Linked DNA regions of Homo sapiens: all the other regions are linked to region 2. A link is a loop called in an ENCODE intact Hi-C map of the cell type or tissue named here. Cell type or tissue: GM12878. All regions are shown on one strand.

Region 1 (2,500 bases), 56 kb before region 2:
ATAGGCGTAAGACTGATGGGGCAGCCAGGTAGGGAGATGGCAGCACTGCCCAGAACAAGGGAAGCCAGTGCTTCCAGTTCAAACTTTTGCCAGCAAGATAGAGAGGAGGAGAGGCAATCTCCATGCTCAACCAACCCTGTCCTCTCTACCTGTTCTGTGCACGTCTCCAGTACTGAATGGAGAAGGAAGCCAGCTCCGCCACCTCCAGAAATTCATGGAGGAGATAATCTATCTATCTCAGTGGTTTCCTGGGGACACAAACTCTCAGGTGAGGGACACCTCAGCCAAACCATAATCCATGTTAATAGCTTTACCTGGCCCTCAGGTAACTTTGATGTTTCACTAAGAAAATTCCGATGTAACAGCACCCCTACCCCCCACTCCAGTGTTTCCACAGCCTCCAGTTTCACCCGGATCCCTCACCATCACTCGGCATCCATGTGTGTTCCTCCTAGGGCTCAGGAAGGTCAGGAAGTTCTTACCTGGATCTGCTGGGAGAGGCACTCATGTGGACACCCGGTTCGGGCGCGCGGCGGTCAGCGGCGTCCACGGCACACCAGCTGCTGGCTACTGCTCACCACGTCTCCCCGCGAGCCTGGCTTTGCAAAGAGGAGAGCCAGTCCCATCTGGAGGAGGGGAGGAGGAGCGCGGAGCCTGAGGACACCCAAACCCGAGCGGCGGGGTCGTGCTGGAGCCCGGCTCCACGCACTCGCGCTGCGCCCGGGCGCGCTGCACCCTCGGAGCCGGGACGGCCGGCTGCGCCCAGGCGGGGCGGGAGCCGCTGGGGCGGGAGGAAGCGGAACTCCCCCGCTCTCCGTGGGCTCGGAGCTCCCACTGTCTCCGAGGCTAGGTGTCACCGCACCGTGTTCCCTCTTTCTCTCTGTACACTAATATTGGCCCCTCCCTGTGCATCTACGTTTCTTCAGTGTCGGCCCTGACTCTACCTCTGTGGTTTCCGCTCCTGTCTCCCGCTCGCCGGTCTTGGTCCCTCTCTCTCCCCTTTCATTCCCCCTCTCTCCTCTCTCCGTCTCTCTCCTCCCCTCACCCTCCCTCTCTGGGTGAAGCCTGCAGCCTGGATTCTCCCGGTATTGCCTCGCTCCAACATTTAGCACTGCAGTGTAACTCGGGGACATACAACCAGACAGTTTCTTTAAAATCAACCTTTAAAATCAGACCATCAAGTTTAGTGCGGAAACCAACGCCAGAAGCGCCGCTGCCTTGCAGCTAGGAGGAGACATTAGCCCATCTGGAAACCAGATTACCGTGTTCCACGGGAAGGTATGGAAAGGGTGTAAGAAGGCAAATGGCAGAGATTAGCAGGAGTGCATAGGTGACCCGGAGGATCTTCACGATGGGGAAGCATCTGGAATGGACTGGACAGTGTTGAAAGCATGGCACTGCAGAACAGGAGGACACCGAGGAGTCATCAGGTTCAAAGCGCTCATTTTGCAGATGAGAAAACTGAAGCTCAGAGAGGTCCATTGGCTGCCCAGGATCACACAGCTAGCTAGGGAAGCAGAGACTTGAGTTACCCCACTGCCAGGGGGCACCCAAGTTCCCAAACCTGGAAAAGAACACGTTTACCTGGGACTGGGTGTTGGGTGGCCCGGGAGGTAGGGTTGTCAGTATAATTTATGCCAAGGGCATCCATGTCTCTGGGAGGTTTCCTGAGCCCATGATGAAAACGCGATCAGCTTATTTATAAGTTCACACCCCACTCTCAGCAGAACCACTTCTAAGCTCTCTCTTCTTCTAGGAAGACCATGAAGAATGAAAACCACCAGAGGTGCCACAGTGCTGATTTTGTTGGCGACCATTCTGAAAACTTGAAAGGGTGAAATGAGAAATCCTTCTTCATTGCTTTCTCCTAGAGACCCAGCTAACAAGATCTGCTTTATAAAACCCCCATTTTCCACTTATTATTTTCCATCCTCCTCTCCATCTTTCATGTCATTCTAACCACTCTCTGACACAGATATTTTTATATTACCCACAAAAGAGACACATTTTCCCCCATTTGCTTCTCACACCTACACTAAAATACTACCTGGTGGTGTCAGCTTATAAATCAAAAGATATTTCTCACTGGAAGACTGCCGAGGGGGTGGTAGCATTAATTTTCCTTTCCCAGAAGATGTTATTATCTCTGGCAGAGTCTTCTCCCTCCCAAATGCCCTTCCCTCGGGCATTCACTGGACTCCTCTGGAACTGCTTCTCAGGGCACCCTCTCTCCAGCTCCTTCGCACTAGGTGATTTCCAATATTTTCCATGCACTCATACACTCTTTTGGGAAGTCGTGATAACCTATTCCACAATTATGTGCACTCAGGTAACTCAGAGAATAATGAAATCTCCCTTGCAGTTATACTATTAATCAAGAAGAGTTCTTAGTCAAATTGTGGCCTTTGAGAAGCAGATTGCCGACTAAGAATTTGAACTCCGGGGCTGAAAATGAGAATGTTGGCCTGTATCATCTCCAGGCCTCCTAGCTCCCTGAATC
Region 2 (2,500 bases):
AGACCTGGATGTTCAAGTCCTCCCACTTGCTGGAGCTGCTGTTACCTTTAAGATTTAATTAAAAGTGGTTCAAAAATCTCTATCCCCTCTGCAGCGGAAAAGGCGTCCTCCTGACAATATCACCGCAGTCTCTCAGTCCCTAGATCCTACCTGTGCTGAATTCTTTCTCTCTCTCCTGTTCCCTCCAGAATTTGCTCTCACCTTTCGTGAACGAATCACCCCCACTGGACACCCCCACATCTTGTCATCTCGTCACTCCCTAATTGCTGCCACCTCCAGGCTCTGTGTTAAGCAGACATTTCTGAAGGGACGGGCAACAGACAGAAGTAACATCATTCTGCTGCTCAGTAAACGACTTCAGACTGAATATTACGCATTCCAGTTTTTAAATTCCCCTTGAGTCATTTCTGCCACCAGAGGGGTTTTACTGACTTCCTTTCTGATTGGCTTAGTCACTAACTCCTCGCAATGCCTCTGGCCCTTTCCCCCCAACCTCTCTTCCATTCCTTGCTAGTCAGATTGCCCCATCCCCTAAAATTCCTATATCTTTTTAGGCAGAGAGATTTAACTACCTCTTATCCGTTGCCAGCCATGCCCTAAGGCTTAAGGGACATCTTTTCACAATTCAGCAAGGCGTTTTGCTAAACCTGTGCGGTTTAATACTTTAAATTTAATGAAAATTAAATACAATTTAAAATTCAATTCTCTGATCACCCTTGCCATATTTCACGTGCTCAATGGTCACCTATGGCTAGGGACCACTGTGCTGGATAGTGTAGACAGCAGAGTTCTACTGGACAGCTAAACCCAAATTCATTTCTTCCCTAAGGGACTGTCACTGGCTATTCACTGACACTTTTTCCTGCCTAATTCCTTAATGTGGATTGAGCCCTTACGCTGTGTAAGGCACTTTTCCCGCGTTGTCGCCCGGCAGCCGCCTAACAGTTCTCTAAAGCGGGCAGCGCTCTCCGCCTGGCTCAGGGGAGGAGCCCGAAGTCCGCAGCCGGAGCCGCGGTGGTGTCCCCTCCACCAAGCCAGAAGCCCGGGCCGTGACAGTGTATCACACAAGGCAAGTAGCAAGGAGGGAATGGCTTCGTCAACCACGTGTCATGTGATCGTTCCATTAAACTTGAGGAGGGGTTTTCTTAGTCGCAACGGTTCAGTCCCCAAAGTAAGGTCACTGTAAAGGAAGCTCAAAGACTTTTTTTCCAGAGGATGGAATGCACGCTTTGCTGGGATGGATGCCGCCGCTTCCGGCGGCTGGTAAGGCCCAAAGGCGTGTGGAGGGAGAGGGCTCCTTTGAGGGCAACCAGCAGTAAAAGGAGGCAGGCGGCGAAAGTGCTCCGAATTCCTCCCACGCCGCTCCTGCTCTCCGCTCTGCAGCGCAGCCAGCCAGGCCGCCGCCGCCCCTGCTGCCTGGGAGAGCCGGCGCTTGGGCAGGTGGGGACGCCCCTGACCCGCTTCCCTCGGCGCCCGGGGGGCGGCCGGGTTGGGCGACCGCGCCACCTGCTGGCCTCTTCCCGTGCTGCCGCCTGCCCCTGGGCGCCTCCGTCCCTGCCCGCTGCGCCACAGCACACCGGGAAGTCGTTAGATGCAGGTTCTTGGGCCTCACCCCAGGCTTCCTGAACCAAAAACTCTCTAGGTGGGTCTTGGCAGTCGAGTCTGAACAAGACCCTCGGGTGATCCTGATGCACGCTAAAGCTTGGACATCAATGATGTGGAAATCACCCAACTCCACCATTTATTCATTAAGTCAAGTTTTTCTTTTGTTTTGTTTTGTTCAGAAAGAATCAGATAGGAGCAATCAGGGTGTTGCAAGTCCTGATTACACAGAGACATTAGTCACATTTCATGCATCTCCAGTCATCATGTTCTATCTGCCCTCCAAACGGAGGAACAGGGAAGGGTTATCCCACCTGACAGTTCATTAAGTCAAGTATTAATGAGCATCTTCCAAACAATATGGAAATAAAGGAAGCAAAACAGACATGATCCCTCCCCCCTCCCTCCCCAACACACACATAGTTAGAATGTAGAATGGCTTACGTTATCGTCACATTTCTGTGCAATAGGAAAGGGAAGCATTACAATTACCCTTATTTTACAGACAGGAAGCTAGCCTGGAATCACACATGTGGTAAACAACTAGGTCAAGTTCAAAGCTTAGGGATTTTTGTTTGTTTGTTTTTAAGACTGACAGGAGCACCAATCTCAGGTCATCTGCATGTCAAATCAATCAATCAATGTCAAACCAGGTTAATCTTCATGTCAAAGGCTGAACTTATTTACCAAACTACACACCACCAACTTTTCTAGATTGACTTGTGGTTTTAGAGTGAAGAAGAAGGGAGAGGAGAAATCTCTCCAAATCAAGACAACTCCCTCTCCCTCATATCAGACTGAAACTTCTTATACTGCCTTAAAATTGCTGGCATCATTCCTGAAAGCTAGCATTTAGGCTTCCTTTCCAATTATTATCCTACTGTAACAGTTGCCTAGC
Region 3 (2,500 bases), 250 kb before region 2:
TGAAAATAAAGGCTAAGATCTTACGTCTCTGAATCCCACCTGCATACTAATAAAATAAAATTTAAAAACTTTTACAGAGTAGCACTCCAAACAGTTTACATAAATCTGAATTTGTTGAATCATGGAGAATGATAGGCAAAAGCGAATCTCATTGTTTTAAAACTATCATCCAAATCACGAGTGCTTTTCTGAAGCATAGTCATTTAGGAGATTTCTGAGTGTGTGGGATACAAAGAAGAAGAGAAACAGGGATCGACAAGTTACTGAGAATTCACCATTGCAGGCACAGGGGTGCTTTTATGCCTTTTATCCTTTTATAAAATTTATTTAAGGCCAGGCGCAGTGGCTCATGCCTGTAATCCCAGCACTTTGGGAGGCCGAGGCAGGTGGATCACCTGAGGTCAGGAGTTCAAGACCAGGCTCGGCAACATGGTGAAACCCTGTCTCTACTAAAAATACAAAAATTAGCCAGGCGTGGTGGTGGGCGCCTATAATCCCAGCTACTCAGGGGGCTGAGGCAGGAAAGTCACTGGAACCCAGGAGATGGAGATTGTGGTGAGCCGAGATCGTGCCATTGTGCTCCAGCTGAGTAAGAAGAGCAAAACTCCGTTTTAAAAAAAAAAGTATTTTATCAAACTGATGAGAAAACTGAGTATCAGGAGCCTGTACTTTAAGTACCCATGATCCTACAGTTATTTCTAAAAATCCATCTTTTCCACTGGGCACAGTGGCTCACATCTGTAATCCCAGCACTTTGGAAGGCTGAGGCAGGTGCATCACCTGAGATCAGGAGTTCAGACCAGCCTGGCCAACATGGTGAAACCCCATCTCTACTGAAGATACAAAAAATTAGCCAGGTGTGGTGGCAGGCATCTGTAATCCCAGCTACTTGGGAGGCTGAGGCAGGAGAGTTGCTTGAACCCAGGAGGCAGAGGTTGCAGTGAGCCAAGATCGCACCATTGCACCCCAGCCTCGGTGACAGAGTGAGACTCTGTCTCAAAAAATTATAATAAAATAAAATCCATCTTTTCACCATACCATGCTACTTCCATAAATAAACATCTACAAGGCAAAAGGTGCTTGTATAATATTGCATTTAACCCTCAAAACAACCCTTCAAGGTAAGTTCCGTTGTTCCTACTCAGGCTACGTATCCATGTATTGCCCCTCAGCTGCAAATCCACCCTTCTTTTCCCTGCCTTGTGATGCTGGAGCTGTGCCCTGTCAACGTTTCTTCTTTGCCGGCTGGCACAATGTTATATCTTGTCAGTAGAGGGCGCTAGAGAGACACTAGAAGGGGCTGCCCTTTTTTGTTCTGGTGCTTTTCTGCAGAAGTCACCAGCCTCCCAATGAGTTTCACTGATACCCTAATGGGCAGTTTCCAGCTTATGTGCCCCAGTCCCCAGAACCTCTAGAGCCTCTGTGCCATACACTGGGCAATGGCCACACCCTCTCCAATAAGTTCTGAATTTTAGCCTTGGGTTTGGAGGAAGTGCAGGGAGCCTTCTTAGAAGTTTGTCCTTCAGTGAGTGAGTGGCTCAATCCTAGGAGCTGCTCCCTACATCTGTTATAACAAGAGGCATCTGTTATACCTCCATTCTTCAGAGACCTTTCCATGTTTTTACTTGTTAATGATTCTTTTATCTTTCCTTCTTGAGACAGGGTCTCCCTCTGTTGCCCTGGCTGGAGTGCAGTGGCACAATCTCGGCTCACTGCAACCTCAACCTTCTGGGCTCAAGCAATCCTCCCACCTCAGCCTCCGGAATAGCTGGGGCTACAGGCACACACCACCATGTCCGGCATTTTGTTTCTTTCTTTCTTTTTTTTTTTTTTTTTTTTGTAAAGATGGGGTCTCCCTATGTTGCCCAGGCTGCTCTGAAACTCCTGGGCTCAAGCGATCCTCCCACCTTGGCGGCCCAAAGTGCTGGAATTATATGCATGAGCCACTGCACCCAGCCAATGATTCTTAATATTAAATTTTCCCTGTTCAAATTATTGGTGTGGTTTCTGTCTTATGGGACCCTCACTGATACACTACTATATGGATGAGCAAAAAGAAACTCAGATGAGTAGGACATCATCCCTTCCTCAAGTTATTCCTCCAATAAAATGGTTAAAAGCATTCAAAGTATACTATGAGCCAGGCAGGGATTTTATACATTTAATATGTATTCCTTCCTTTTATCCACTGACCCTACTTTATGGAAGAGGAAACTGAGGCATCTCAGTGACTGAAGAATTTTCCCAGATCACATACAGAGTAAACAGAGAAACCAGGATTTGTCTCCAAGATTCTGCAGTGCTGCCCCAAACAACTGGCTGCCCTGAGAGTGAAAGAGGGTCAAGGAAACAGAGGGTATATAGACAGTCTGTCAGGAAGTTTGGAAGAGGAAGAAAGCTAGATTGTTAGCCAAAGAGGTCAACATCTGACCAAAGTTTTTTTAATGGGAGGGGTCATTAAAGATCTTCTAACTCAGTCCTTGAATTATAAACGAGTTGG

What was found. Peaks named below come from ENCODE experiments on the same cell type or tissue, not always from the same donor. Only the 100,000 strongest peaks of a DNase experiment are listed, where the experiment ranks them.
Region 1: it touches region 2 in a loop (6-fold over the local background); 36 of 110 quality-filtered maps call a loop at or near these places.
Region 3: a loop joins it to region 2, with 3 times the contacts of the local background. A loop is called at or near these places in 5 of 110 quality-filtered maps.

Annotation. Positions count from the first base shown.
Region 1 is chr11:123,356,782-123,359,281 of GRCh38, reverse strand. It overlaps a transcript of GRAMD1B not described here. Among named protein-coding and RNA genes, the nearest start is that of MIR4493, 23 kb to the left of the region's middle. RefSeq lists a silencer at 646-755 and an enhancer at 956-1,185. In GM12878, a CTCF peak has its summit at 1,222; DNase peaks (open chromatin) are centred at 981 and 1,171; H3K4me3 peaks cover 1,745 bases; H3K27ac peaks cover 750 bases.
Region 2 is chr11:123,300,813-123,303,312 of GRCh38, reverse strand. LOC124900305 (U8 small nucleolar RNA) reads right to left here and starts at 1,923; the gene lies at 1,790-1,923. RefSeq lists a silencer at 1,257-1,616. In GM12878, a CTCF peak has its summit at 1,526 (motif pointing left); DNase peaks (open chromatin) are centred at 382, 1,101, 1,513, 1,802 and 1 weaker place; H3K4me3 peaks cover 1,935 bases; H3K27ac peaks cover 1,490 bases.
Region 3 is chr11:123,553,865-123,556,364 of GRCh38, reverse strand. All of the region lies in intron 2 of GRAMD1B (GRAM domain containing 1B), which reads right to left. Among named protein-coding and RNA genes, the nearest start is that of SCN3B, 100 kb to the left of the region's middle. In GM12878, a CTCF peak has its summit at 1,275 (motif pointing right); no DNase peak of the experiment used is centred here.